3 separate regions of the Mus musculus genome follow, and all the other regions are linked to region 2. The links are chromatin loops, found by intact Hi-C in ENCODE. Cell type or tissue: left cerebral cortex. All regions are shown on one strand. Each heading gives the region's core, and the rest is flanking DNA. Links, peaks and the distances in the headings are about the cores only. Region 1 has its middle 84 kb from the start of Gm42131. Region 2 holds the start of Gm42132 (a long non-coding RNA gene). Region 3 has its middle 63 kb from the start of Gm29982.

Evidence for each region. A loop is a pair of places that touch in the nucleus more often than their neighbours do. Peaks named below come from ENCODE experiments on the same cell type or tissue, not always from the same donor. Only the 100,000 strongest peaks of a DNase experiment are listed, where the experiment ranks them.
Region 1: it touches region 2 in a loop (3-fold over the local background); 14 of 42 quality-filtered maps call a loop at or near these places.
Region 3: a loop joins it to region 2, with 3 times the contacts of the local background. A loop is called at or near these places in 3 of 42 quality-filtered maps.

The regions. Positions count from the first base shown.
Region 1 is chr5:101,359,887-101,370,411 of GRCm38, forward strand. No RefSeq gene overlaps it. Among named protein-coding and RNA genes, the nearest start is that of Gm42131, 84 kb to the right of the region's middle. In left cerebral cortex, for the core only: a CTCF peak has its summit at 5,678; a DNase peak (open chromatin) is centred at 5,656.
Region 2 is chr5:101,652,866-101,663,390 of GRCm38, forward strand. Nkx6-1 (NK6 homeobox 1) reads right to left here. Exons shown (of 3, transcript NM_144955.2): 2 at 8,969-9,141; 3 at 6,319-6,803. The coding sequence ends at 6,552. Gm42132 (a long non-coding RNA gene) reads right to left here and starts at 2,449. Exons shown (of 2, transcript XR_880487.2): 1 at 2,285-2,449. In left cerebral cortex, for the core only: no CTCF peak of the experiment used is centred there; DNase peaks (open chromatin) are centred at 5,869, 6,543, 7,171, 7,937 and 1 more place.
Region 3 is chr5:101,531,004-101,541,528 of GRCm38, forward strand. No RefSeq gene overlaps it. Among named protein-coding and RNA genes, the nearest start is that of Gm29982, 63 kb to the right of the region's middle. In left cerebral cortex, for the core only: no CTCF peak of the experiment used is centred there; no DNase peak of the experiment used is centred there.

The DNA.
Region 1 (10,525 bases), core at 1,301-9,300, 290 kb before region 2:
CAAATCACTTCAACATTTAAAAAGGCAACAAGTCAGATCTTCAGGCAGCAGCAGAGTCTGCACCAACTGTATTGGAAGAGGCCTCGGCAGCCATGCAAAATAAGGCGTCACATTGTGTGCTGCCTGCCTTGCCTTGCCGATGCCTCTGAGTAATTGTTCAGAAAGACTAAGTCTCACAAACAAAGCCGGTGGCTGGGGCTGAGTGCACAGAGAAAAACACATGAGAGAAAGGCAGTGGGGGTGGAGGGTGGGGGGTGCTTGTATGTAGGAATGCATGAGAAAACATGGAGATAGGCTACAAACATGGCCGTGGGGTTGTGCTCTGAGGATGATTGATGAGGGTCTGTCAGTGACATGTTCTTTTTTAAAGGGAAGGAACAACAGAGCACGCTCAGTGTGGCTAGCCCCCCACCGCTTTCCTTTCCCCATCTCTTCCTGGGGTGGATAGATGGCTCCAATGCCTTTCAAGTGTCAGCTGGCAGCCACTAGGGTTTTTCTGGGGCCCTCCAGGCCCTTTAGCTTCTAGGAGCATTAAAAACTTTCCCAGTGACTGGAGGGAACCACACACATGCACGTCCTTTAGGCTCGCTGCTGCAGTGCTGGTCTTCGGAAGCCTCCTTTTTTCTTTTCCTTGGTCTCCTGTAGATGTGGTACGACAGAGGTGGAGTAGAGAAAAGAGGCTTGCTGACCCCGACTCGATTCTAGAACCTTCTGAGTTCCCACTCTCCTCTCCCCTGTCCCTGCAGTGAGTAGAGTCTGCCAGAGTCTGCCAACAAATACCTAGATCACAACATCAATGCTTCAAATGCAAACCAGTGTAAACCAGGGGGCTGGGGGTGGGGGTGGGGAGCCTGCAAAGAGGACTCATAAAAATTAAGGAAGAAAATAAAATAAGTGTAATGTAGCCATCCCAGCCCTTTGTGTCATCAAAAGAAAAATAATGTGTGCCATCCCACTTAAATCTAGCTACATCTTCTCGTTTCATGGTCCATGTATCTGTGCTCACAGAGAACAGACCTGTTCCTGCTTGGTCTACCCATGACGCAGTGCATATTCTTTTATCATATAGCCACAGAACAGTGTGTTTTGCCTCTATATGGGTTGCTATTCCTTCTAACAGACCCTGAGCTTTCTAAGAAATGTCCTACTTGACGTTGAACTATTACCCTGTTGGGTGGTACTGTCATAATTTGTGTACCTAATATTGAAAAGGGACATGGCTTTCATGGAGACAAACATTAGTTTGGTGAAAGTTTTTTCCTTCCTTAGTTCCTTTGAATATTCCCAGTCCGTAACCCAGGAGACACAGTTGTTCCTAATCACCCCATAGAGCCAGCAGAAAACCAGTCAGCCCTAAGACCTGGCAGAGGTCAGGCAGGAAAGTGGGTGCCTACCCCTGATTTCTGACCCCACCGTTTAAAGCAGTGGCCCTGGCAAAGCGACTTGGCTTTTTGAATTTGCTTGTCTGTGGAATGAGGTTGATGGTTTAGGAGGTGATGGAAGCATTAAGAGAAATGCTAAACCCTTCTCTTGTCACCTAGCTAGTTGAGAGCTCAGGGAACCCTCGGCCCTCTCTGAGCAAGTGCACTGTGCTGAGCAGTTTTCTAAGAAGGGGTGTCCTCATTAACACCGCCCCCCCCCCATCAAAACATTAAGAGGATCTTGTGGCTTGAGCTGTTTGCAATGAAGGCTGGCTGGGGGTATAGAACCCGTCAAAATGCTTGCTAGGCAAGAGTGAAGACCAGAAGTAGGATTCCCAGAAACCAATTAGAATGTTGGGTGGGGGGCTTGGCAGCCTGCCTGTAAATCTAGCCTTGGTGGGGCAGGACGCGGGAGGAAGGGAGGGGGGAGATGGGACAGGGCATTCTCAGGCTAGTTACTCTGCATTTTTCTGAGAAACCTTTCCTCAATGAGTAGGATGGAAGAAAATTGAGGATGCTTCCCAACATCAACCTGAGGACTGATACACACACACACACACACACACACACATGATTGCACAAAATAACGGTCTTACCATAATCAGGCATGTACACTGTGCCCATTGATCGTGCTTTTTACATTTGGGATAAAAAGATGAAATACTTGCTTTTCTAAATCTGGCTCATTTGCTTAACATGGTGATTTCCATCTCTTTCCATTTTTTCCAACGGGTGTATACATGCCATGTCTTATTACCCATTTATAAATGGCCACTTGCTCTCAGGATGATTGTATAATTTGGCTACTGTCAATCGTGTAGCAGCAATTATAGATGTGAAGGTATCCTCATGGTATCCTGACTTACTTTCAGGTATGTATCTAGGAGTGATATGACTCGCATTCCTTCAGAGATGGTATATATATATATATATATATATATATATATATATATATATATATATATTTCAAAAATTGACAGAATGCCATACAGTGCTTGTCCTTTCGTCTATCCTCTGGGGAGCAGGTATTCCTCTTCAGCACACAGAGCCACTGTGTGCTTGCAGTTGCCACACCCTGGCTTTGAAGCCCAAGAGCTCTTTCTCCTCAGGCATCTCAGTGTGATACTGCTCCTGTCTTGCTCATTTTCTCCCTCCTAACACTCTGTTCTATGAATAAAACTGCAGCTGTCTCACTATCTCCTCGCCCTCCCACCCCCACCCCCCATAACCGCCCCCCCCCCATTCAGTGTTCCCACCCTGAATCTTTCTCTCCTGGTACATCGGGCTTTCACCGTGGCACTTAGACCATCCTCTGCATCCTCCTTTCTTCCATGAGGATCCAACAGAGACAAAAATAGATTTGAGGGGTATTGGCCACGGCTGGGTAGTGAGTGCAGGATCAGCAGTAACTACCCTGAATGTAAAAGGATTCTTGAGGGTCCTTAGAAGCAGACCACCAGGAGGGAAATGGTTGGACTCTCAGCAGGGACGCTCCCCCTGCAGACCTGGCACTAACGGGGAAACCACCGGTGATAAAAACAAATCTTCGAATCACTGAACAATGAGAAAAGTTTTTAGCTCTTCCATGAAAGGATGTACAAATGTCTAAAATACACAAATATCTCATTCTTGGGGGAAAAATATTCCTCAGAGGAGTGCCCCTTGTTTCTAAAACGAATCTGTATCACTAGAAAACTTTTGCTGTCTGGTTAAGAAATGAAGTAGCATTATAGAAGAAAAATACCTATAATTTCTCTTTGAAATTAGAGGAACCACATTCTTAAGTACATTGGTTCTGGGATTTCTTAGTGTTTAAAAATGCTTTCAGAACATATGTTTTACAATTCACAAACCACGTGAAACTCAAGAAGGAAGACCATAGTGTGGATAGTTCTATCCATCTTAGAAGGGGGCAATAAAACACCCATCTAAGGAGTTACAGAGACAAAGTGTGGAGTAGAGACTGAAGAAATGACCATCTAGAGACTGCCCCACCTGGGGACCCATCCCATAAACAACCACAAAACCCAAACACTGTTGTGGATGCCAACAAGTGCCTCACAAATACAGAGGTGGATGCTCACAGCCATCCATTGGACTGAGCACAGGGTCCCCAATAAAGGAGCTAGAGAAAGGACCCAAGGAGCTAAAGGGGTTTGCAGCCCCATAGGAGTAACAACAATATGAACTAGCCAATACCCCCAGAGCTTCCAGAGACTAAACCACCAACCAAAGAAAACGCATGGTGGGACTCATGGCTCTAGCTGCATATGTAGCAGAGGATGGCCTAGTTGGTCATCAATCGGAGGAGAGGCCCTTGGTCCTGTGAAGGCTCTATGCTCCAGTGTGGGGGAATGCCAGGGCCAGGAAGCCTAGAGTGGGTGGGTTAGGGAGCAGTGGGACGGGGAGGGGAAAGGGGGTTTTCAGAGGGGAAATCAGGAAAGGGGATAACATTTGAAACATAAATAAAGAAAATATCCAATATAAAAGTAAGGGGACATATGATTTAAAGACTTATTTAAATATACTTTTATATTTATGTTATATATTAAAATATATTATGTTATTATACATATTTTAAATGTATTTAAATGTATATTTTATACATGTATGGGTGTTTTGCCTGCATGTATGTCTGTGCACCACATGCATTGGGCCACCATGGAAACCAAATGGGGTCATCGGATCTTCTGGTATTGGAGTTTCAGATGATTATTAGCCACTGTGTGGGTGCTAGAAACCCAACCCTGGCTTTTATAAGAGCAATAAGGGCTCCTAAGGTCTGAACCATCTCTCCAGCCCCGAGAACACATCATTTTAATTTTAACTTTGTTCCGGAAGAAAGAGTTTCCTGGAAGAGTCTCTAACTGCTACCACAATGAAGCAAACACTTCAACATGGCAGGAGGAAGAAAGCAGAAGCTGACTTGCTGTTCTCACTAGCTCATAAACGGGGGGTGGGGGGGGGGAGAGGTAAAGCCTTTGCATATGAAATTAAGTTTTCAGGAAGACCGAAGGAGGGATAAGATCCTGACTCTGATGAATGTATAGTTACTTGAAAGGTACAGACACACTGGGGCTGGAGTGAGATCAGTGCTCCTCAGCACAGGGCTAGTGTTACAAGCAGGGAGGGAAGGGGTGTGTTTCCGGGCCTTTAATTAATAAATCTAAGGCGTATAATTATTAATTCTACACCCACCATGCACTCCACTCAGTGGAGGAGCAGTGGGGGAGACAAGTTCCACCCCCAGACCCCCTCCCCACCCACCCCTCTGCCTCTTGCTGCTCACCCTGTGAGAGGCTCGGTACTCCTGCTCCATCAGCTTCAGCCTGTGTGTAAATATTGAAGCAAGTCTGGGGAGCCAAGAAAGGGAGTGATCATTATTGCATTAATACTAATGAGGGAGATGGGATCCACAGTGTATTTGGCTAGTGTGGCCACAGAAGGAATGACTTACAAAGCAGGAATCAACAGGATTATTATTGATCAAAAAATGAAAAGACCAAACAAAACCCATGAGGTAATAAAAGAAAGAAAGAAAAGACAGGGAGTGGAAGCAGAGAGAATGGGGCTTAGGAAATCTCTCCTCCCTTCCTTCTCTCCTCTCCCCCTGTTTACTCTCTCCCTATCCCTCTCTCCTTTCCCTCTCTTCATTTCTCTTCTCTCCCTATCCCTTTTTCTCTCTCCTCTCTTCCTTCTCTTGCCTCTCCCTCTCAGTTCTCTCCTCTTCCCTCCACCCTCCCCTTTCTTCCCCATCTTTTCCCTTTCTTTTTTCTTCCCTCCCTCTCCCCTCTTCTGGTATCAAAAGATCTGGGTATTACTCTGTAAAGAATAGTTTGGGTAAGGAAAGAAAACAAAAGAGAATGTAATGACAGCTATGTGAACTTAGAAGAGCCATTTTTCCTTTGCACCTCATTAAATGTTGTAACACCGCCCTTATCAAACCCATCCGATGCTCGCACAAAAGCCATCTATTTGGGAGTGGACGCGGAGCTTATTTATTTTAAAGGATCTACCACACAGTCGCTGTTGCAATGGCACTTCACATCCCTCATTCTGGAATGTTTTCACTTCAAAGACATTCAGCGTCCTGTGCTGAAGGAAGGTTGAGAGAGAAGCTCTGTGTGGTTTTCAAAAACCCCAAGAACCAGCATCTATCTGAGCTCTGCAGCCTTGGAGAGCTTTCCTCGCGGCCCTGCAGAAAGAGCCTTGGTGGCTGCTCGGCTCACACTTCTCGCCGCCAACACTGGGAGGCAGTGCGGGAAAGCTGGCTCCAGCTAGCTGGGAGCGGCAGCAGACCTTGTGATTGACTTTGTCACCAGCAGAGCTCCGAGGTCCCTTGGTGCTTGTTCAGATTTTATACAACTGAGAATTTTTAAGGAAAAGTGTCAATTTACCTGACCTTGATGATAGCGTGAATGTGTCGCTGGGGACAAAAACACTATAAAAACTATAAAAGTGGCAATTATTTATTTAAAGCAGTTTTATACCACATGATGTATCCAATTTCCAACACCCGACACCCGTAGATGACACATGCTGATTTCATTCTCCCGAAAGTGTTTACAAGGCACAATAAAATACGTTATGCCACTGAATTCTCCGTGTGTTCTTGAGATTACAACGGTCATGAAAGTTTCCATTTCACCGGAACGGAGGCTGCAGCTATTTCAAGATTCCCTTTGAGACGATCCCTCAAGCTCTGGATAGGGACTTCAGCTTCCCTCAGTGGTCTGACAGTCACTGGTCATCTGATTCTCTGAGGTCACATAGACAGGAATCAGACGTCTGGGCTCTTCCAACACTGCTCCTCACAATGGCGTTAAGGGATAGTGAGTCACCTAGAATTCTCTCCATCCAGGGAGCCAAACAGGGCATAAAGTTCACAACCTCCTCAGCATAATCTTCACCCCAAAATTAATCTCCTTCCTCACCTCAACATATCTCAACTGAACCCCTCCTCTCAGTTTTCCTCCTTTAGAAAACTAAACACAACACCTGTCCTTATAATCAGTGCTGAGCTGCTTGCTTTCATCCTGTTACACCGCCCGCCCGCCCGCCCCCCCCCTCGTGGGCCCCGCAACCTCCCCCCTCCCCCCGCCGCCGCACACCCCCTTGCTACCATGGCTACTACCTTGGGGAGCCTCAGGAAGGGGCTCACTGATTTGCAGGACCCATCCCAATTCACTTCTCTCCATGCCTCCCATAATACCACAGGGCTTGTTACTGAAGGTTTACTAGAGGTTTTCAAACCAGCAACCAGCGCCCTTGCTGCGGTCTCCCCCTGCTCTGCTTTTTGCGGGCGGTCCCAGAGAAGCCTTCCAGAAGCTTCTTATCCTTAGGTTACAACCCAGTTCTGAGACCATTAGGGAGTTCCCTTTTTCTAATCCAAATAGGCGACATTTGAGCAGACAACGGCAAAACCCACACAGTTTGACTTAAACTAAGTCTCCAAATGGACCCCCCTCCCTATTCTTTGCACAGACTGTGTCCCTCTCACCAGGATTGCAGCGTGTTTACAGGGTCTTCTCTTTCCCTACCTTGTCCACACCTCCACGTTCTCTGTTCAGGGAAGCCCATATCCAACCCTACGTCATTTGCAAACCCAGTCACAAATAATTTTTTCCCTAAAGCCACATTCACAATCGAATGTGAGGCAAGAGTCAGCAGAAGGGAATGGTAGCCTTCCCAGGCACCCACATGCAAACATGAGAGTCACCGTTGTACCTGTGACCCACCTTTCCTATCTGTAAACGCACAAGGGTAGAGTCTTTGCTTCTCTGAGTCCTCCACCGCCTCGTCATAGTTTTCACAGACTCTGAGGCAGATGTACAAGTAAATTGATAGAGGAGAGACCGCAACTAAGCCAAAACGAAGCGTCCCATCTGTCTTCTCTATGCACAAGAATAAAATACATTTGGGTAAAATAAATTCAAGTTTTACTATTTATCAAAAACAAAATATTCATCCAGAACTGTATTGTGTCCAGTACAGTAAGTTTTAAAACGTACCCTAATGTTCTAAGGGAAAGAGACCAAGCGCAAGTTATGGTTTTTGTAAAATTCAGTGCTATGTTTAAGATCTGAAAAAAAAATGAGTGAAGTAATTAAGGAGGGGTCGTGAAAAAAAAACTGACTGAGAAAAGGGTCGGACCCTCTCCCGTCCTCTTCCCCCTCCCCCGCCCCTTCCCTCCCTCTACCCCTACTCCCCCCAGGGGGCAAAAACCATGAAATGAAAGGATGAGGGAACCAGCCACCCATGGCCAGGGGGAGGCTTGTGGCAGATAGAGGGAACCCACAGGCAGGCGTCTTAGCTGATTGCAGGGGACAACATGATACTTCTCACACATGTAGATGGTGAGTAGTGACCTTAGGGGAGTCAGAATTGGCTGCAGAGGTGGGTGAGACCTCAGGACTACAGATCTTGTAGACTTTAGTAGAAGAGTCCATTTTCTTCAGAGTTTGTAGAGAGCCCTTCCAGGGTTTAATCAACATACTGCTATGATCAATTCATCCTTGTAGTTCATCCAGGGTGTTCTGAAGAGAACACATTGAATCAAGAAAGGACAGAGAAACTTGCGTGTGTGGTGAGGGACATCTCAAGGGTCCAGGGAAGAAGCAATGTGGCTTAGAAGGGGCTTCAGCACTCTGACTTGAGGTGGGAGACAGAGGTGGGAGACAGAGGTGGGGTGGTGCTGGGTCCACTCAGTACCAGGAACAAGGGAAGCATGGTTCAAGGTTGTAGCCCAGAGTTCAGGTTGAGAGTCTTGGTAAACAGTGTTTCTGTTTCCTAACGCACGATGAAATAGATTGGAAAGAGAGAAAATCAATTCGCTCACACTCTAAGGCCATTTTGAGTTATTATTTAATGTTGAGTATCCAGCATATCTTTTCAAACATCTATTAGATATTGGGTGCTGTCATTAGATGCTCTAGGAAATAAGGTAAAATGGACACAACTGGGTCTCATGCCATCTTGAATGCCAATATCATTTAAGAATTCTTAAGGCTAAATGGTATCCAGGATCGTGAATGGGTATTCATGTTCTGCTGTGGAGATTTAACGTAATAAAACATCACATATTTTTTATAAGATGTTTCTCATATGCTGTGTTCATGTCTGAAATATGAAATTTAGTTAGCATTTTGCAAATTGGCTCAGGAATTTGTGGGCATTCAGACACAAGTGGAATACATTATAACCTTAGGACAGGTGTCATACTGTCCTTGTGACACTATGGATTCTAGTTTTTCCTATCTCAAGCCCAGAGCATCTTTGACAGACAAACACAGCTGGAGTGTGGCTTCAAGTCACCAGCCCATCTCTGCTTCTGTCACCAGGTGCCGGCTCACTGCAAGAGCGCCATGATCTCCAGGAAAAGATGGAGACTGCAATTATACAGCTGCACAAGGAGCCTAAAATGCTAGGTGAAGCACTATGGGAATTTATATTTTAAGCCTGCTTTTCAGCCTGGTAGCACTTGGATTCTACAAACGTTCTCCATATACACCGTACTTTATGATCAGGTCATTCAAGGGAACAACTCACATAAGGCTAAAGGAAAAGGTGTTTCTTGAGGTGTCTCTTTTTACCTTTTACCTGATCTCCTACAGTAATATAGAACCAGATAAAGAATACATTCATTACCCGACCATGCACGGAGAACTCTGACTCCAAACCCAAGTTAATAAAACACCCATGAATTAAAATGTGGTCACAAGATGGACTGACGATTTTTTGATAGCCACCTGGGAGTGTTATATGATTAATATGATATTTTGCTTTTTACTTTTTTTTTTCTTTTCTGAGACAGGGTTTCTCTGTATAACCCTGGCTGTCCTGGAACTCACTTTGTAGACCAGGCTGGTCTCGAACTCAGAAATCTGCCTGCTTCTGCCTCCTGAGTGCTGGGATTAAAGGTGTGCGCCGTTTGTCTACCTCAAGGATTCTGTTTCTCTGTGATTGGGTCAGAATGAGGCTAATTCATTTTCTAATGTGACACGGATCTCGGCTCATGTTCTAACAGGCACCTTCCTAGTGCTCAAAGTGTGGCCATTTCTATAGGCGCTCATTCTGGCTCTACAGCTCCCACATTCACTGTGTTCTGAGGTCAGCCTCAAAAGTCTGGCCCTGGGCTGACAGAAACACCGAGCTTCTTCTCTGGTGATGTCAAATGTATGCAGTCATCCGTCTTCCTTTGATCTTCAGCAGGCGGCGCGAGCCCTCCCTCACTAAGTCGTCCTCCAGTTTGTTTTTGATATTTAAACAGTTTGGACATCTCTAAAAGTGGAGTGACACTGACACCCAGATAAGGTCCCAATCAATTTATTAAGTGATTTTGTACAAAAATGGCAAAGTTAACATGACCCCAGATCATGGCTAATTCATCTACAGAGAAGCGGGAAGAAAGCCGCTCGCCTGGCCTTGTCTCTCACGGGTGAGGACCTCTGCATGGAGCCCTTGTCTGCTGTGTGCAAGTGGTGCAGTTGACCCCACTGGAAAAATAGAATTTTTCCTTTTTATGTTTTAAAAGTTTAATTAATAAACACCAGGAGTATTTACCTGTAGATTTCTGTTTCGTGGAATTATCATTAAAGGTAGCTCATGAGGACACACTAAGTATCATTTCAAGGAACATTTTGTTCTTCTAAGATGATCTTCTAACGTTTTATAAGTCATCAAGTTGGTAAGTTTGTTAAAACTTCAGTAAATAATTTTCAAAGAGAGAGAGATTTATATGAAGGTAAATTTACACACTCATTTCAATCTAGTGCATCCAATAATAGCTGGCATAAATCCAGTCCAAGAATGGATGTAGGATTTTGTGTTTTGAAGCAAAGTATACAACATCCATAGAAGGGAGCGCTAACGTTACATTTGTTCGTCATTCTATGTGAACGCTAAACTACTTCAAAATGAAATAACTGAATTAATATATGGCCCTTAAGTAACCTGCTCAGGGTAAAAAATATAAATCTTAGAATCAGTCCACCTGGCTGTCTCACAAGATCAGTGTTACAGTCAGCAGACTCAATGATCCCTGTGCCATAGAAGCAACAAGTGATGTCTTTCAGAGTATTCGCCTGTCAGACAGAGTCAATGGC
Region 2 (10,525 bases), core at 1,086-9,085:
GGAGGGTATAGGGGACTTTCGGGATAGCATTTGAAATGTAAATGAAGAAAATATCTAATAAAAAAATAAACTTAAAAAAAAAAAGAAAAAAAAAAGAGCAAGAGGCCACCGACTTCCCCAGGACAGGGATCAAAGGGAGAGAACAGAACGAGCTGTACCCTTCAGTCACTGGAAACCCTCATCCAGGACCAGGGGGACTAGGCTCTGCTTTTTCAAGGAAGGACTAATCCAGAGGGTTTTTTTAGGGGGGGGGGAATACTCTTAGGACACCTCAGCTAGCTGCCCTTTAAATTTCACATGAGGGAAAACAAAACCTTGCCCTCAAAACTGTCTTCTCTTCCATGTCATGATTTTTTCCTGGACCGAGTAACTCTCTTGCCTTGGAGCTAAAAGTAACCTTGGATGAGACCGTTCCTGGGTGATGGCAGCTGCTTCTGATGATGAATGATCGACCTCCTAACCTTGTGTCGAGCTCTGTTCTGCAAACCTCACGTGAACTGATATGCTCCATTTTCCCAACAACTCTGAGAGGGCAATCAGCATCCCCATTGTACAGTCAAGAACACTGAGGCATGGGCGGGGGTGGGGGGCTACCATTTAAACAGTACTGTACAGCCAATCAGAGTTAGAAGATTTAGCCCAAGCCTGGTTTTCATACACTGTATGATCTTGTGATTGTGGCCAATATAAAAAATTTCTCCAGCGCACTCATTCTCTTGAGATCATAGGATTTGGAGAGAAAAAGTTAACAAGTCCTCGTGGAGCAAGTGAATGTCATAGGGAGGAAGATGCTTCTCTGGGGGAGAGTGGGCTCACAAAATTATTTTCAAGAGCTTAACCATACTGCCAAGTACAGAGGCCAAAGCTGCAATTGGCTATTGGAGAGAAGACTGTAACTGCACCATTGTGAGGGTCCATTAGAGGAATGGGTCTCCTCACAGGCCCCTGTATGCTTGAAGATGACTGTGCACTACGCACTGTGCACTGCGTCTACACGCGGTGGTAATAGCTAAGTGACTGAGAGCTCTTCCAGATACCTTAACTTTCTCTGTGTACTGTGAGAAAATTTGTCCCCTGAAACCTGACTTTTTTTTTCATAATTTATGTACCCTGACCAAACACAAATCTGTGCACAGAGAGGAAAGGAAGCTGCTCACTGGCTTCCTTCCTGAATTTTAAGTATCTGCCAAATAGTATAACAATGCCTCAACGTTTCTTTTGGCTGCCCCCGAGGAAGAGGAAGGCAGTAGCATTATAGAAGCACTAGGAATCCTGTATATGATAGAGTCTGTAGCAATAATATACACCTACTACATTGCATGGTAGAAACCCACTCCCTCCAATGAAGAAGGACTCTGTCTTTGAATGTATCCCCATCTGAACCAGCCCTTATTATTCAAAACAGACACTGTGGCTATAAAAGAGGCTCTACTTCAGGTTGGCTTCAGTAGATACCGAACACATTGAGTGTTTGCTTCAGGAGCCTCAGAACAAATGATGTACATCAAAGACAGCTCATCTTCCAGTCACTGGGGTTGGATGGGAAAGGAAGATCAGAGGATGAACTTAGGCACCAAGATTGATTCTCCAGTTTGTGGCACTCCAAGCCAGTATCAGGGAAATGCCACCTGATCCTTCAGCCAGTCATGCTGGTCACACCTCCCTTCTCTCCATTAACTTTCTACTAATAAATTAATGGAGGGGGGATGTCACTGTGTTCCAAGAAGGTCTAGTTGGATGTAGTGGCCTGGGGCCACAATCCCAGCACTTATGAGGAAGAACAGGAGAATCTCCAGTTTGAGTCCAGCAGGAAAGGAAGGAAAGAAAGGGGAGGGGGAACTAGAAAAAAGAGAAGAAGGGAAATGGGGAGGAAAGCAAAAGAAAGAAATGAGACACAGAAGAGAAGGAGATATGGAGGGACAAGGGGAGGCAGAGGGGAAAGGGGGTGGAAAGAGGGGGGAAGGGAAGACAAGCATTTTACCAGGGAGGATGCACTGCCCCCTGAAGGAAGATGAAAAGAGGGGGACAGCAGGGGAGAAGGAAAGACACACTGCCCCCTGAAGTAGCCTACTAAGTGCTTCAGAATAAACTAATACTTTCCTGAGGAAAATGGAGGGGGGTTACTGAAGATCTGGGGGTGGAAAATTCTTTGCGTGTGTGTGTGTGTGTGTGTGTGTGTGTGTGTGTGTGTGTGTGTGTGTGGTAAAGGGGGAGGGGTGTTGAAAATAGAAAAAGCTCTTCAAATTAGCCTAAAATAGAGTTTATAGATAGAATCAACACTTACCTCTCTTGTTGTTACACCAGCTCATTGTTGAGGAGTAACAAAGGAGCCACTGTCCCTTTAAGCTATTCAGTGCTAGGAGTTCCCAAGTGGAATTTCTCTTCTCTTCTCTTCTCTTCTCTTCTCTTCTCTTCTCTTCTCTTCTCTTTTCTCTCTCTCTCTCTCTCTCTCTCTCTCTCTCTCTCTCTCTCTCTGTGTGTGTGTGTGTGTGTGTCCAAGTGTACACCAATTTAAAGGGAGGAATACCTCCCCAAGTTAGTGCTGGCTTAATGCCATTCTCACGACTCCAGACTGCATCCTTAGTCTCCGTGACATAGGACATACAGTGTGTCCAAGAGCAGGGCCTTCCGGAACACGCTGCCTGCACTTTGAGTCCTCTCTCTTCCCACTGTCCTCAAGAAGGGAAAAGCAGATTAAAATGTTCACAAGCTTAGAAACATCCAATACTCTCCACCTCCCTCTAGCTTCTGGAAGTAAAGCTGGCTTGGCTTCAGAATCCTGAGTGTGTACCAAAGGGAAATTTAATCACTACGTAGGAAAATGGAGCTTGTGCGCAAGAGAACTGAGCAAGACGGGTGAGTCCAGGAGAATGGATTGTTCCTTCAGCCATTCTGTCCCCAGCCCTCTAGAAGCCTCCAAAATAACTTCCTTATTAGGGAAAGAAACACACACAACAAGCATCAAAACTCTGTGTCCTACATTTCATGTACAGTACACACACACACACACACACACACACACGCAGGCGCGTGCATACACCTGCTATTTTTTTTACACTAATAAAAGCAGTGATCACTTGTGACTTTTTTTTAAAACTTTAAATCATGAACCTCTAGCTTTATCAGATCTTTATGGTTGTTAATGCCATGACAAATTTTAGCCAAGATGAAACAACACAACAACGATGATGACCACAACATCACCACCCCAAATGATTCTTCCCTTGGCTGCTTTGCAGGAACCAGCTTTCTTGGCCTCCCCACCAGGCTCTTAGAAAGAACTGATCATTTTGCAAAGAAAGAAAGCAAACCAACCAAGACAAAGGGAGATAGAGGAGGCATCCTCCCACCCACGCCTCCCTTCCTACCAGCTGTAAGGGGCCAGCGGTAACTGGTGGCCAGCTGGAGTTTGGGATGGAAGTAAATTAACTGGAAACCTCTAGTCACTGCTGCAGTCAACTGGAAAAAGAGAGCCGATGCCTGTGGGGCCTGGCCCCAGAGCCTGGGCTGCCTGCTAGGCTCCCTACAGAACCTCTGCCACCACAGCCAACCTGGAGGGTGGGGCACAGTGGAGGCCACAGCACAGCCCACCCCCAACCCCTTCTTCACATCTTAAGGGCCCTGAGCATAGAGAGAATGCTTTCTAAAGGGTGTGTGGCAGGCCCCTCTCCACACATCTAACCTGAAATAAACACTGTCAGCCTTCAGATGATTCACTCACAATCCCACCTTACTCAGAAGTTTTCTATGACTCCTCCCCATCCACTTACCTCAGCTGTCATCTTCCCAGCTATTGCTGTTGGTGGTTGTTATTATCCTTATTCAGAAACAATGTAGTGTGAATTTTTTCTTCCTTTTGTTTCCTGGCCCTCTCAAAGGGCAGCAGAGAGGTTAAAAGTTGACAAGGGTAAAGTGGGGAAAGGAGTTTTATTTGTTGCAATAAAGTGTAGTTACAAGATAGCAAACGTTCACTTGAGAGAGAGAGAGAGAGAGAGAGAGAGAGAGAGAAATAGTGGAACACTGGGGGGAAGAAATGGACCCAGGAGGAGGGAAAGAATATAATAGGCAGGAGGAAGAGAATGCTGAAAAGAGAGAAGAGAAGAAAGAAATACTGAAGGGGTGTGTGTGTGTTGGGGGGTTCTTGCTTGTCCACAGTTAGGATTAAGCTTCTGTTGCTCCAGCAGAATAAACTGTTCTTACCAATCCGCTGCCTCTCCATAGGACAAATGCCCCAGTTGTGCTAAGAACACAGAAACTAAAATGGATTAGAAACTTCTGGAGAACTTTGCAAACTGGAGACAATGAAAGGAGGTGGTTTCCTTCTCTCCACCCCCCCCCCCCCCCATGAACCAGGCTATCAGGAATATGCACCACGAGAATTCCCTTAGCCACTCCAACTAAAGGGATGGGGCGTCAGGGACTTTTTAAAATACGAATTCTCTAGGAAACCAAACAGTTTCCATACAGAGGTTCCACTGATCTGTCTCATTAACTGCACCACTAAGGGAAAAAAATGTGTATCCTTGGACCTATAGTTGAATGTCTGAAAGCAAAGCAAAAATTGATTATAACCACACACCCCCGAAAAAAAAAACAGGACAGTAACCTTTACATCCCCCGCCCCCGCCCCCACACTCTCATTGGAAAAGCTCAGGTCATTGTGTCTATAACACAAAAAGGCTGCCAGGTCACTTAAAATAAGCTTTCTTTCCCTTCATCGTCGTGCTGGGCAATTCTGGGGTTCCGGACTGTTCTGCAATTCGCTAGGTGACTGTAGGGGGAAAAAAAAGGGAAAAAAAGAAAAAAAAAAACCCGCTCATCTCAAATGCAGAGGGACCGCTCCCAGCTCCCTCCTTCCCCTAAGCTAATCAAATAAGGGGTTGCCCAAGGAGTTGCCTCCGACACCAGCTGAGGTCTTCCTAGATTCCTCGGGGGCTTCCTGGCGTGGGGCGGGGGAGGGAACTCAGGAAAAATTTAGGAGAGACACTAAAGCTCCCACCAGACAGTCCCAGTACGTACTGAGAAGGCGGCTGTCTCTTCTTCCCGCCACTCCAAGGGGATATGGATGATTCGTCCAAATAGATGATGTAAATGAAGAGGAGGAGGAGGAGGGGAAGCAGCAGCAACAGCAACAACAGCAACAGCAACAGCAACAGCTATTTCACTCAGGAAGCCATCTAACACCTTTTTGTGCTCTTGATTTTTATTTGAGATCGCTGATGAGGTCAGGTGACCTGTACGTATTCATTCAAGGCAACAGACGTCTTCAAACTATTTTTTTTGTTGCTGTTTTTAATTCGATTTATCTTTTGAAACAGAAAGTGCATTACATTTCATGGGTCTCGCAAAGGGGCTGCCTTTTCTTTACAAACCGAATTCCTCTTATAAATTAATAAATGTTAAAGAGGCTAAATATCACCGTTATTAGCTTAAAAAGAAAAACAATTTACATATTCTATAGTATTCTTATGATACAAAACACTTTGAACTCAATTACAGCAACTAAGTGGAACTTTTATGTTCTGATCCGGAGCGCTTGTAACAATTCCCACCATCTACTTTTAACACGCATTTTTATCAGAAAGGAGTTAAATTAAATACAAGATATTGTAGTCCTTCCCTCCCCAAGATTTTTTTTAATCACTAATAAATAGCAACAAACGACTGTGCAAATTCGGAGGAGAACCCAAAGGCTGCTGTGAGAAGCTCGCGGGTTCCGGGATCTCAGACTGCAAGTCCCGGGGCGGAACAGAAGATGGGGGTCTGGGGCTGCCCTGGGGCTCAGCAAGGTCTGAAAGCCGGGCAAGAATTGGTGAAGGGAAAAAGCGGTTCGGAAAGACCCAGAGCCGAAAGAGAAGTGAGTTGGGAGGTGTCTGAGGAGAGCTATGACATTGTTTTCTAAGATTTTCAAGTTAATATGAAAGGCGGCCAAGTGGTGTGAATACCTTAAACCAACGAGAGTAAAGGTCCATCTCTTTATATCAAATTCCAAAAAGCATTTTACATTTTAAATATTCACAATAAAGTAACTTCTAGTCAGTGTGACTCACAATTTATTTACATAGAGCCTTCAACAGGTTACTTGGTCGGCAGAGCAGTTGGGGGGAGGGAGAGCGTCCCTTTCTCCCTAGGTGGCAGCTGCCCTCCTCGGCTCCGAGATTCTCACCAGGCGGTGGCCGACAACCTTTCGGAAACACGGCTAGGTGCAGGGACCGCAGAGCAAGGAACGGAGCGTGGATGGGGGACGCCTGACGTCGCGGGTGGGAAGGGTCCTGGGGAGCCGCGGGGATGCGGGTTCGGCTGAGGGTTGTTTTTTTGTTTTTTTTTTTTTTTGTTTTTTGTTTTTTTGAGCAGTGCACTTGGCGGGCTCCTTTTCTCCTCATCAGCGCACCGTGCTACCGACCCGCACCCTCCCCGCCACAATTTCTAGGTTAAAAAAATAGATATGTACATCTTAGAAAATAGTAAAGGCCCGGCGAGCAGCCAGGATACTGGGGGCCGGGGGAACCGGCTGTGGGACGCGGTCGCGATCCCCGCGGTGCTGGTCGCGCTCAGGACGAGCCCTCGGCCTCCGACGCGTGCAGCAGGAGGCTGCCACCGCTCGATTTGTGCTTTTTCAGCAGCTGAGTGATTTTCTCGTCGTCAGAGTTCGGGTCCAGAGGTTTGTTGTAATCGTCGTCATCCTCCTCATTCTCCGAAGTCCCCTTGAGCCTCTCGGTCTCCGAGTCCTGCTTCTTCTTGGCCGTGGCCATCTCGGCTGCGTGCTTCTTTCTCCACTTGGTCCTGCGGTTCTGGAACCAGACCTGAGGGCCAAGAGAGGGAAGCGGAGGGGAGGGGGAGAGGCAGGGCGGGGAGGAGGTGAGCGCCGGAAGACCCGGGCCCCTTCCTCGCCACCATCCCTCCCGGGCCTCCGGGGTCCAGCCGTCAAAGTCAGTCTAACCGCCGCACTAACCCACCGCCGTTGCCATAGCGATAGTAACACAAGCTCACAGAGGCCATCGGTAAACCATTTCTCAGAAAGGGTGAAAACAAGATTTGGCACAAGTTTCCCTAAAAATACGTTTGCTTTTCCTACGTCCCGCCCAACTGGAAAGGAAAACTAGCTTAGTTTTCCCGTAGTAGTGATTTTTAGTCCTTGATTGTATTTGTAGATTAAGAAGTTTTAAACAACTACAGTGGGCTGTGATTCGTACGGAAAACCTCAGCATTAAAGTCAGTTCTCTCCACTCTGTTTCTCACTCTTGGACACTAGACTGTTTACTTATTTCAGGCCCGAATCCGTGCTAACTTTGGTGGTAAATACTCCTCTCCTCTCCACCAAACTTAAGGTGTGTGTGATCTGAAGTTTTCTAGATATAATGAAAATTTCAATATACCCGTAGCAACAATCGCAGAGGCATGAAAATATTTAAGATCTGAGCCAGAATTATCATCATGCTGGGGAAGATGCTTTGACCATCTTTCCCCGCCCTCAAGGTTACTCATAAAACCAAAGCTGAAACATCACCATTTGCTGTTTTTTAAAATAGAAAAGTTTCGGAGTTGTGTTATTTTCTGTTACAATATTGCCTTTTTTCCCCAAACATTAGCGGCATGTTGCTGCTGCCTAAGACATTTATTTGAAATACAGATATGTTCAACCTGTTCATGATATTTGACATGGGTCTGACACATGCGTTTTAATCTGAAGAATTGCTGTAAACAACCATCTTTCTGAAGATGTTGAATTTCCCTCCTTTTATGCCTCTCATCTGTTATGTATTTTTCCCGAAAATCAGAATTGTTAAGAAAGTGATTTTCTTTATATTGCTATAATAATTCACTTCTAGCCATACGGACATATTTATGGTGACAAATGAACACCCTCAGATTAAGGTGGTAGGCTCTCTAGCCACCCACTGCAAAAATAATTTTGAATGTGATGGTTTTCTAATGGCCACATGAAAAGTCTCAGCTGAAATATATTGTGTGCCACTTGGCTAGCAAGAAAGTAAACCTGCAGTGGAAGATTTAATGATATCGCTCCTTAATGAGCAACAATATAACTAAAGAAAGCAGACACCCCCCCCCATGCACATCCAGAGAGAGAGAGAGAGAGAGAGAGAGGGGGAGGGAGAGAGAGAGAGAGGACAAAAGAGACCAGAGAAAACTAGGAAACCAACATACTGAATTTACCCAGCCGGCTCAATATTATTTTCAGGGGCAGATTTCTAAAATCTGGTTCCCTAGAAATGCACTATACAACTCAATTATAAGCAGAGTGACATCTTAATTACAAATTGTTGTCATAAGCTGCAGTATCTTAATTTTGCGAATAAACTTGCTTTAAACGGAATTCAATCTTATTCAATACACTAATAATCTTGTCGGCTCATTTGCAAAATTACTATTCCAAACAATCATTTTTATCTGAGCCAAAAAGCAAGTTTTATCGCTGTTAAGTTCCACTGAATTCTTCTCTCTCTCTCTCTCTCTCTCTCTCTCTCTCTCTCTCTCTCTCTCTCTCTCTCTCATCTACAAATCACTATAGAAGCGCTGTACTGCTGATCCCCGATAAGAAATTTTATATCTAACTAGGGCCTGAATTGACAAACAATGGCTTGAGTGTCTTTACAAATAAAGCAAACCGAGCTTTCTAATCGGCTCTATCTGTTCTCCGGGATATTCCTTAATGCTTTTATTCTCTGATAAAGGCGCGTTTTCCCAGCACAGGCTGCTGTCTAGATTAGCCTAATTTCTAAGGCGGGACTTGATATCTTTTGTTCACCAATAGTTTGCCTCCAAAAGACTCCAGGGCCTGGGCAACCCCCAACTCTCTCCCCGCTCCCCACTTCTCCCCAGGCTCCTCGGTGCGCACCCCCACCCATCTCAGCCCAATTTGTTAGTTTAGTAAGGGGAAAAATACTGACTCAGACGTTCGTGCACGTGCGAAGGAAGCCATCCCAGGAGGTGTCAAAGGTCCACTCACCTTGACCTGACTCTCCGTCATCCCCAGAGAATAGGCCAAGCGTGCTCTCTCTGGTCCTGCCAAGTACTTCGTTTGTTCGAAAGTCTTCTCCAGGGCGAAGATTTGCTGTCCAGAGAACGTGGGTCTGGTGTGTTTTCTCTTCCCATCTTTGTCCAACAAAATGGATCCTTGATCTGCGAGGACCGACAACAAGAGGAAGGAAGAAACAACTCGTTACCGTGCTCCACGGGAGGCGGGAGAGGGGAGCGAATTAGCAAAACTGTGCTTTGATAGCAAAAGAGCAACAATCCTTGATCTGTGTCCTGCGCCACCCCTGCGCTACCTTTTGCCAGCTACTTTTCTCCAACCAAGGTACGGTTGGTGTAGCAATAAATACTTTGTGCTTAACCATCGTGCCAATGGCTAGGGAGGCCACTGCTAAAGAGTACAGGGCAGAAAGGGGACACCCTCCTACACTAAGCAGGAGAGCATGAGAAAGGCCACCCTCGCCTCCCCATGTCAGTCTCTGAGCAGATAAGTGGTTTGGTGTGAAGGTAAACTAACTTTTTAAATTTTATATTTTGTTTTGTTTTCCTTGGCCACTTCCCTAACCTGTGCTGAGCAATAAAGGGCTCCTTGTATTTTGAGCACTTTAGGACATAACTCTTAAAGTTTGAGGCCCTTACGGGCTGGAGAAGAGACCAGAGGAGACACAGGTCTGGCAATCCCTACAATCAAGGATACAATAGTGTCTCTCAGACATTTCAATAGCTCTGAGGAATCGCCTTCCCACATAGAGCCTGACATAGTTTCCCGTTAGTCAAGTTACTGCCGCTAAATCTCAGGCAAGGAGGTCCAGAGAACCTGGACTGACTTCAGGGACTTGGTCGTCAGCAAAGAACAGAGTTGAGCCGGGCCCTGGGCGCCACCTGGGGGGAGGGGGGAAGGAGCCTTCTATCTAGGAGCTGTGACCCACTAGCCAGAATTGTCTGTCCAGACCTTGGGACAGCTGAATTGACCCAGAGCGTTTGGAGGCTACATTTTACTGGTCTGTGTCCTGCACATGTATATTTCTCATCATGTCCTCTCTTGAGTTAGTCTGTTGAGTGTCAATGCCCCTTCAGTGACCAGGGCCCTGGGATTCAGGAGTAGGGAAGACCCGGGTCCATCAATGACAACAGCCTAGTTCTGGGAACCGCTGGCACAGGTCATTCTGGACAAGTGCACTGGGAGTGGGCGAGGGAGCTGGGAGAAAAGGTGAGCTGGAGACAACCAGGGAGGGTGTGTGCAAGCAAAAGTCTGCTTTTCTCGAGGAGGTAGATAGCCAGCTGCCTTGCCTACCCTCGCGGGTTTGCCGAAAACAAGGGTCAGACTACTGAAGGAACGGGCGAGCATGGCAGGAAGGAGCCAGAAAGGAAGGGGTGCGGAGGCCTTTTCCCGCTTTCCATCCATCTGACCCAGAGCTGGCCAGGTTCAAGAACAGCCCAGACAGAAGCTCGCTTGCTGCGCTGTGTTCTGTCCAGACGCATTCTCGTTGGTGGAGCCCAGGCCTGCATGAGCCTCGGCGAGCCCAGGAAA
Region 3 (10,525 bases), core at 1,595-9,594, 120 kb before region 2:
ACTCCCGATTCATCTTCATCGAGACGCTTTACCACATCATGGCTGGTCCTTCTCACGCCTCCCTGCACGGCTTCCCCTCCGGTCTCTCAGGGTTAGGGGTGTATCACCAGCCCGTTTAAATCCACCTTCCCTGTCAATATCCAACCTTCCAAACACCAGCCCCTTCAGCCAACATTGTGTTACGTCTTTCTTCCTTCACTAAATATGTTTCTCAAGATTTAGCTAAAACACTGTGTAGGCTAGGCTTTTTTTTTTTTTACTGTGGTGACAGACTTTGCATTGTAATCCAGTGTCATAGACACTGCTGTGCATTAAGAGGATACACACAGCCGGGCATGGTGGCGCATGCCTTTAATCCCAGCACTTGGGAGGCAGAGGCAGGCGGATTTCTGAGTTCGAGGCCAGCCTGGTCTACAGAGTGAGTTCCAGGACAGCCAGGACTATACAGAGAAACCCTGTCTCGAAAAACCAAAAAAAAAAAAAAAAAAACAAAAAACAAAAAACAAAAAACACACACACACACAAGGTGGTCTACAGTAGTGTTTAAATAAAGGCCCAACAAACTTTCTGTCCAGTCTGAAATCCATCTTCTCCGTCGCTGGGCCTCAGCTTCTTTGTCTGTAAAATGGGAATAATGGAATAACTTACTTCCTATTATACCACGAGGATTAAATGAGCAAATACACGTGAGAAGTAAAGGGCAGCATCTGGCCATACTGAGTGCTGACAGGGTGTTATCGACAAGCGATCAATCATAGCAGGTCATCATGCAAATTAGAGCTGTGTATTTGTTTCTCTGCTCTGTTCCTAGGGCAGGCGATTCCTAAGGGCGCTATCTTGCTTTGGGTTGTATTGCTTTGAGGAGACACCATGACCAAAGCAACTCTTATAAAGGACACCATTTAATTGGGGCTGGCTTATAGGTTCAGAGGTTCAGTCCATTAACATCAAGGCAGGAAGCATGGCAGCATGCAGGCAGGCATGGTGCTATTCTACCTTTGCAACATGCACATTGGGCTTGAAAACAATACAGAAAAAAAGGAAAGAAAAGAAAGAAAAGGTTGGCGCACAGCCTTGTTCCTTCTGGTTACTCTTTTATTTTCACCAGCCCACCATCCCTTATGAAGACACGGTGTTTGTTCCTGGTTAGTCTGTCATGATGATTGTTGTCGATGGGAAAGATGGATTTCCTGTTTTTCCACATTTACATGACATTTTTTTCTACCAAGTTGCTATTATTAACCTTTCCATGCATACACAAAGCTCCAAGAGATCAAACTCACCCTTACAGAGAGATGCTAGCATGTACAAAGCCAGCAGGAGAATGGTTCTTCCTCTCAGCTTCCTACCACAGGGTGTGCAGAGCCCTTGTAAGCTCACAAGAATGACCCATGAGCACCTAGCAAAGACAGGCCCCATCAGTGCCTAGTCTGCTATTTGAGCATACAAACAAAACAAAATGTTTTCCTGCCCCTACCAACTAACTCTCACCTGGGAGACTCCGGTTTCCCAAATGGTGGTATTACCACCTGGCAGGTAACCAGGTGAGGACTCTGCTAACAGCAGCAACTCCAGTGTGCTTTAAGCTTCAGGGTTCTAAAGGAAGTATTGGGGAATAGCCACTCCCCCTATGCAGCCACCAGGAGACTGGTCAGTGCAGATCAGTAAAGCAGTGGCTAGGTATCTGGTGAACAGATTCATAACCAACAACTCGGATGTCGGGGCGACAGGTGACTTAGCATAGCATAGAGCTGACCTGATGGACTGCCTTCAGCAAGGAACTAAAGCCAGCAGGCTCAAAGACATTCTCATTGAGAAGTCTTCATGTTTTTCTTATACCACTTCTCCTAAGAGTCTGAGTCCTTAACATGGGAGAATACGTTGTGGTTTCTTCTCTGTGCCCTTGTAACTGGGAAGATACTTGATGCTGACTCTTTCAGACCAGGAAGAAACTTGGAAATTCAAGAGCATTTACTTAAAATTCTTCACCTTCGTCGGCTTCTTTGAGCTTGTAGTGCAGCTGTTCCAGGGGGGCACATGACAACTCTGCCATGAACACAACCATTTCCATTGTGACTCAATTCAGGAATAGCATCTTACTGGGCTTCTAGCAGACACAGGATAAATTACACCCAGACACACATTTGAGCCTCTTCACAAAGCCGACACAAACCTCACTGGACTAATAATGTATTCAGCAGCCACCTAGCCAGCAATGCAAAATGGCCCCTGGGTTCAAGGCTCTGATACATTAGAATATAATTTGGCTAGAGCTTCTCTCTCTATTATGGAGAACAAATGTATTTTTGAACGACTTAAAGAAGAAACCATGACATTACTTATGATGGGTAAACTGATTGAGGGCCAGGGACGGAACATAGTTCAGATCAGGCCCTAGAAAGTGGGTATGCTCTGTCAAATCTAGTCCCACTTCTTGGATGTGTCTCTCTTCATAAGCAGGACAGGAAGCTCGGCAGCCAGCTTGTAAGATTCCAGACAGTGGCTGTATCTCTTCTGCTCTCTCATCCCCAGTCACCCCATCCATACAACATTGGGGTTGCCATCCATATCAGACTAAGGCTACCCTGAGAAGATGGTGGTAGGTTTGCTGCGGTGGCAATACAATAGCTACTTTCTCAAGAAACGAAAATCTGGTCCACCGAGACTCTGAAGACAGCTGGGCAGTACTGGCTTATCCCCCTACATAGGGTGTGCTGAAAAAGAGGTCGGTGGGCTAGGCCCTTGTGATCTTCTCAGTAGCCTTGTCTGCTTCATATACAGGTTCGAGTCAACAAGAGAACCAATTTAAGCTCTTTGCAGAAGAGCTCAAGTTCCTATTCTCACAAGCAATTAAGCAGTATATTTAGAGAGAGGGCAAATATGGCTTATGTATTCTTAACCAAACCCTACAAGGGAAATTGCTTGGCAGTGTGTTCTATTTGCAGTCCTCCCTTTCCTAATTAAACGGGGTGGAAGGAGGATGAAGAAAATAGGACAATTACACGGAAAAAATCAATCGCCCTAATTTTGACAGGTTTTGAATGCATGAGAAATCATGACTAAAGGCCAACTTTTCCTTCTCGTGTCCGAATGCTTGTGTGGTGTACTCTAGGTCTAGCCAAAGCTTCTAGCATAGCTTTCAGGTACGGTGGTCAAGGCCAAGCCCTCCCTGTGAACTGTATCACAGTCCTTGACGTGAGTGCTGGCTGCACACTCCTCAGCCCACACCAAGTTTCTATTACCGGAGAAATAGTCACGGCCCATCTACTGTACAAATCTGGCAAATGCAAAGCCATCACCCATTTCATTAGGACTTCGTCCCCACTAGGACACAGCAGCTCTTTTACCTTCAAGATGAGGAATGAATGCTGCAACTGAAGACCCGACTCCCACAAAAGTTCTTTCCTGGAGAACAGGTAGAGTCCACTTTGGCTCCAGGAAGCCACTGGGCCTGTTGTGCCACCAGATAACTCTGAATCCCAGACAAAACATGACACATGCCAGCCCTTAGCCTGCCCTTTCTTTTGTCATCAGCAATCTTTCTTCCACAGCATCTGTCCTCACATCAGACAATGATCAGTCCCTGTAGATGTGAGACCACTACTCACATCCAAAGTCCCCACCCTCTCAGCTTGGCTGCCTCTGAGCACCGTCCTCAGTCATGTTGGCTCTTTGAAACATAAACTTTCAAAAGTGACAGGTCCTGCAGGCTTGTATGTTTCTTACATTTCAGTTATGGTTAAGGACTGGAGGCAGTTCCACGGCTATGAATACCCGCTGCTCTTCCAGAGGATTGAGTTCAGCCCCCAGCATTGGTGGCTTTGAGGAGTCAAGGCCATATGTATACACACACATGCATACATGCACACATGCACACACAAACATACACATACACACACACCGCACATACACATATGCAAGCATACACATATACACACCACACGTACACACACACCGCACATACACATACCGAATTTAAAAATAATAAAAATAAATAGCTAGAGCCGGGCGTGGTGGCACACACCTTTAATCCCAGCACTCGGGAGGCAGAGGCAAGTGTATTTCTGAGTTTGAGGCCAACTTAGTCTACAAAGTGAGTTCCAGGACAGCCAGGGCTACACAGAGAAACCCTGTCTCGAAAAGCCAAAAAAAAAAAAAGCTAAAACAAGAACAATAATAATAATAATAATAATGGTCAAGTCTTCTTTAATTAGTGGGGAAAGAGAGAAAGAACGCTGTGGGATTGTATGTGATCCAGGCCTCGGTGAGACCAAAAGGTTAAAGAAGAGCATGATTTAAAAACCAAATCATATGAATATTCATGAAATAGCTCTGGAAACATCTTTAAAACCCACAGCAGTAGTTATCTCTAAGGGGAGACTTGGGTGTTGAAAACAGAGAACAGGTGCTGTTTTTGAGGAGTGCCACGTTGATTTACATAGAATTCAAAGAAACACCCTTCTCTTTGTATACTTAAAATAAAGTCAATTTCCACTGAAATCGCCCTTGGGAAAGTAGATTCCAGTCATCTAGATCTGAGACTGTTTTTAATGTCATGAGTGTGGACTTCTCCAAGTCCACCCAGTCTCCTCTTTCTCTGTTGGACACGCCCATAGGAATGACATAGGCCCCGCCCATAGGACTGACATAGGCCCCGCCCACAGGACTGACAGGGGTCCTACTAGGAAGCTGTTGGCTAAGCAAATGCAGTTTGCTCTTCCTTAACACTTGCCACTCACTCATTGTGTGCATCCTCTCTCATAACACTGTTTCCTAAGGCTTTTCCATTTGTTTATCTAACCTTGCCTTCTTTCTAGTAAGACATATTGAGTATTCTTTCTCCGTCTATTGAGTGCTTATGAACTGCCAAGCAGCCTCCCAAGTGTTTCATGAACTGTGTTCACTTCAGAGCAACCATACAAAGGACTGCTACCACCTATATTCTGCAGTGGGGCAAGTCGAGCATTGCAGAGGCCGTGAGCCGTGCGCTATCACGCCATTAACGCCCGTCTACCCGCCAGAGCCTGGTGTTCACACTGGAAAACCTCTGTTGTCACTCTACAACCCAGTTCCATAGTGCACTCAGTTTTCCTAACTCTCGTTCTTTCTCTTCACCCTCTTCTTATTCACGTCTTTCTCGTTTTCACAATCTCTCACCACTTACCCTGTCTTCTAGATTTTGAACAATGTCATTCTAAGGAAGTGACTCCCTACTTCCTTTCCTATGACATTATGGTCGATCCTATCTGTGTGTGAAACCTGTACTTGTCCCAAAGTAGTGGGGAGCAGAGAAGGATCCGATGTGGCTGCACATCAGACTCCAACTGGGGCTGCTGAACTAGTAGAATCTATGCTTGTCTGCAGGAAATGTAACATTCACGTTCCAGTTAACTGTGAACCCTTTTACATAAACAGCTAAATATACCCTCTTATAAACAAATGCTTTCGTTTTAACCTCCACAGTAGCAAACATTATAAACTGTTAAACCTGAAGTAGCTGTCGGTCATGGGGTCATTCTTGCTCTATTGAAGCCATGTAATTTCCCAGGAGGGTTGATCACAATTATTATTGAATTGTTATTAAGTAACCAATGGAGGCTGGGAGGCTCAGCAGGCAAAGTGCTCCCTATGCAAGAATGAGGATCTGATGCTGGGGGTGGTGGTGCAAGATTTTAAGTCCCAGCACTCGGGAGGAGGCAGAGGCAGGTGGATCTTTGTGAGTTCCGGGCTAGCTTGATTTACAAAGAGAGTTCCAGGACAGCCAGCTCCACACAGAGAAACTCTGTCAAGAAGGAAAAAACAAACAAAACAAAACAAAAAAACAAAGACAAAACAAAACAATTAGGATTGGAGTTTGCATCCCCAATTTCCTTATAAATCCGGGAGTTGGAAGTCCACAAATCTGTAACCTCAGCCCTCGGCATTGGCAGTGTGGAGACAGGTGGATCCCAAGGACTTGCTGGCCAGCAGTCTAGCTGACCAACTGGTGTTGCAACTTCAGTGCAGAAAAGAAAAGAAAAGGAGAGGAGAGGAGAGGAGAGGAGAGGAGAGGAGAGGAGAGGAGAGGAGAGGAGAGGAGAGGAGAGGAGAGGAGAGGAAAGGAAAGGAAAGGAAAGGAAAGGAAAGGAAAGGAAAGGAAAGGAAAGGAAAGGAAAGGAAAGGAAGAAAAGGCAGTAAATGGTAAATATACATACATATATATATATATATATATATATATATATTCAAAGTGGACATCTGGCCCCCACATCCAAGCATGGAAAGTTCATACACACACACACACACACACACACACACACACACACACACACACACACACCGCAAATAGCCAGTAGTAGGAAAGAGATAGAAAGTTTCCAAAAATCAAAGTTTTATGTAAATTCTGCTTTCATCCTCAGACTGAGGGGAAGTACAGGCAGCTAAAAAGTATAGTGAAAGACCAAAGAAAACAATTGTGCAGAAATAAACGCATGTGTGGACACACACACACACACACACACACACACACACACCTGTTGGTCAGAAGCCACAGCCAGCACCATCACAACTTAAAACATACGTAGTAATTAATTCAACACGTTACCCATGGCCTGAAGTGCCTCCCTGCCCACCAGTTTCCCAAAGGCCTCTGGGCCCTGTGTGTCTCTGGGCTGCTCAGCCTATGTGCTTAACACATTCATTAACCAGGGAGGCTGGGGATGCCTTTCTAAGTTTCTCATTATTGAAAAGAACAAGTTAATCTCCCCTTCGGAGGGCAGCAGAACTGGAAACCACGTGATCCTTTTAAATAGCTCTTTGCCCCGCGTCCTGCTTTGTTGACAGGTCCGCTTTCATATTTTATTGTAACGGCTGCGGAGCAGATTTCAGTGAGGTAGAGTGAGTTCATGGATGGGTGGGAACGAGTGGGACGGTGAGGTTGGGAGAGAGCCGGGAGGCCAGCGGGAAGGGAATCCGGCCCTGTGATGTATGGCGAGCCTTTTATCAGATACATCTCCTTGCTTTCTGGAGTGCTCATCATATCAAACTGCTCCTGAAGAGCCCTCCATTTACCTTCTCCCCTAATTAAATGTGCACTTCATTAATGTAAATTGGGGGTTTAATGCTCTTGTTGAAATTCTGAAGAAAGTGCCGCGGCCTTGCGAAATGCTTAAGCATCGTTGCAAATTAGATTAGGGACCAAGAAAGGCAGTAAAATTAGAATGATAATGGCTGATGTGGCTTCCTGACAGGCATGACTATACAGGGATCAATGGAACGGAGAGCAGTTTCCCGAGCCCAAAGTGAACGGCAGGGACAAACGTCAGCCTACAGATGTGGCTTTTGGAAGCACTTTCAATTAGTTTAATTTGGTAAATGGTGGGGATTTAGAGGCTCTCAGCCAGTCATACAAGACAAGAATACATTGAAATGTTTTTCAACTTTTTAACATAAAATAGGATTGGCTTTGCATTTGCATTTCTCGAACAAGATGGAGTAGGGTGGGGTGGGGGCGGGTGGCTCGGGGAAAGTTTCCAAAGTGTTTGACCAACTCCGCCGCTTTTGAAAATGGAAATGACTTTTATAAGCCTGGGCTAAAACCTTGCAAGTAGTGGGAACTCGGAGGCTGAAGCTCAGGCTCGGCTCTCCCGCCTTAACGCAGCAAGCATGACCCAGTATGGCCGCAAGGGATGGGGTAAAGACCACTCAAAACCACCCGCAGTGCCAGTAGAAAATAATTCTCTTAAAAAAAAAAAAAATATATATATATATATATATATATATATAGAGAGAGAGAGAGAGAGAGAGAGAGAGAATTGTTGTTCAGCCGCGACACCTTTCTTACTGTCTTTTAGTCAAAATAGACTTCCATTTGGAAGGCGCAGGAAAGAAACTCCCTAACCGTATCTACCAAAGGCTGGCCCTAGTACACCGGCTGAATGTGCTGTTGGAGGACGCTGTGGCTTGGGCTGTGGCTTCCAAAAGTGGCGCTACTACTTTTGGGGGATCTACTAAGTGTACGCTTCCCTTTCTGTTCCTTCCTGATAACCACACCCTACCCCCAGACCACTAATGTCTCCGTTGGAAAATAAATTGGGGCGTTTGCAAGCAGGGCGGCTTCTGGGCACAAAGGCCTCCTTCAGACACGCACATTTTGACCACTGCTCCCTCCTTGAGTTCCCAGAATATTGTCAAGCTTCACTTGGACCTCCTTCCTGAAGGCGTCTGCATGTTTCTTGAGTGAAGAGCAAGGAGATGGTGCATCAGAAACTACAGTAGTTATTACGAAGTCCCCAGTGGCTCGCGGTCACTGAGGATTCACCCAGCTTTGGCTCTCCGGCGCTCTCGGTCTCTCTGGTTACATTTGCACTAAAGAGCAATGGCAAGCAAGGGATAGAGGCCAGAGCACAGTGTGTCCTGGGGCAGGGAAAGCAAACCTGAGCGAAAGTCCCCCAGGAACTGTGTCCCCAGCCCGGAGCTGTGCTCACACCGTCAGGATGGTAGGGGTTTCTACTCAAAGGGGTTTTATTAGATCCCGTTTCATAAAGCTAGCTACTTGCCTGCCACAAAGATCTAGGTGCAAAGAAGGAAGAAAAATCCAAAGCAAATGGTTTCCATTTAGTTCATGAAACCTAATATCTATACAGTACTTGGTTTTTTTCTCCCAAACTCCGATTCAATTGTTTGATAGAGAGGAAATTTGGAAGGCAGTAGAAAAGAAATAATAATTCTTCACCTTTAATAAATAATAATAATGATAAAGGATCCCTCTGAGACATTGAGTTACTTTCCTAAAAACAAAAAGGCAGTAAGTTGCAGAAGAAAGGTTCAGACCAAAAAAAACCCTCTTTTTCTAAAGAGTTCAATTTAAGAAAATTTGAAAAACTTGATACTTAGTTGTGGGAAAGATTCTATGTGATACAAAATTAAAAGTGTGTAGCAATAATTATTGGAACCCATTTGCCAACTTGTTTCATGTGTCCTTTGTGTGCCAATAAATAGTATAAGGAAGTGAAAAAGAGGAAGGAGAGAAGGAGGAGGAGGGAGGGGGAAGAGAAGGGGGAGAAGGAGGAAGGGGAGGAGAAAGGGAAGGAAGAAGGGGAAGGAGGAGAAGGAAGGGAAGGAGGAAGGGAAGGAGGAAGGGGAAGAGGAAGGGGAGGAGGAGGGGAAGGAGAAAGGGGGAGGAGGAGGAGGAGGAGCAAGGGGAGGAGGAGAAAAGGGGTGGGGAGCACACCGATTTCTGACCAGGGTCTGAGATATTGTTAGCGTTCACTCCTAAAAACAGCCCTGTCCAATAGATGGAGCTTCTAAATGAGAATATGAGACGGGGAGATTCAGAGGCGGCTAGATTCACATAGCCATGAGTATTATTTCCAAACACCTGATCAGCGTGATCATGAAGTAGTCAGCAGGACAACGCACAGAGAGCATCTCCTGTGCCACTCTCTATTGTGCTTCAAGGTCACAGATTCACTTATGGCTGTGAATTATAATCCAGTGAGAAAGCCCCTCCTAGAGGACAATGAGTGCTCTCGATTGATTCCACCATAGGCAGGGGTAGGGTGGAAATCATTAGCAGACTTTCAGAATCACTTGGTAATCTTCTGAGGGCTAACTCTAGATGTGTCATATTGTAAAGCAAACACTCTTCTGTTTGTGGCTTACTTGCTGACCCTCAGGCTTCTGCCTGAATAGATTAGTGTATGAACTCAATAGCTGATACCCTGAAGGCCAGAAGAATATGGACCCATTTGTGATGATGGTCCCAAGCCTCCCAGAGAACTGCCAGTAAGCACAGCCCTGATCTTCAGAGAATAGCAGCATGTTATAAGAATTAGCTGTCTCCATCCTTTCTGGATTCCACAACCATTGGACTAGACACCAAGGGAATCACACTGTAAGTGAAACGAACACCCAGGAAACAAGCAGACAAGCCCACTTGCTTTAAAGGCAGTTATAGCCCTGAATTAGTCTTAAGATTCTTACAGATTGTTTATTTAGTATATGGGTGTCTTGTCTGCACACCAGAAGAAGGCATCAGGTCCCATGGACTATAACTATAGATAGGTGTGAAAACCCCATGAGAACAAAGGGTGACAGTGGTTTCCTACCTACTATCCTCAGTAGATGATCCCTTTTAATTACAAACATCCTGAACTGCTCCTTGCACATTAAACATGATTAAACTGTCAGCTAGCACCCCAGAGGCAGAAGAAGGTGGATCTCTGTGGGTTTGAGAGGCCAGCCAGGGGTGTATAATAAGACCCCCCCCCCTCTCTCAAACAATCAGAGTAACTTTAAAAAAAATACCCTTTCCTCAAGCTGCCCAGCACGAGATCTGCTCCCTGCCCCACTCCTTAAAGACTGAATATATACATAAATAAAAGACAGAAGACAGTTCTGTGGGTAGCCCAGTGTCCTGCTGTGTCCTCCACCTCAGAGCCTGCCTGTGGTAGGTGTAAGATCTCCTACCACAGTAGCTCCCCGGAAATACACAAGTCTTGAGACTGGCCCATTTCTTATTGACACAAAGATCTCACAGGGATGT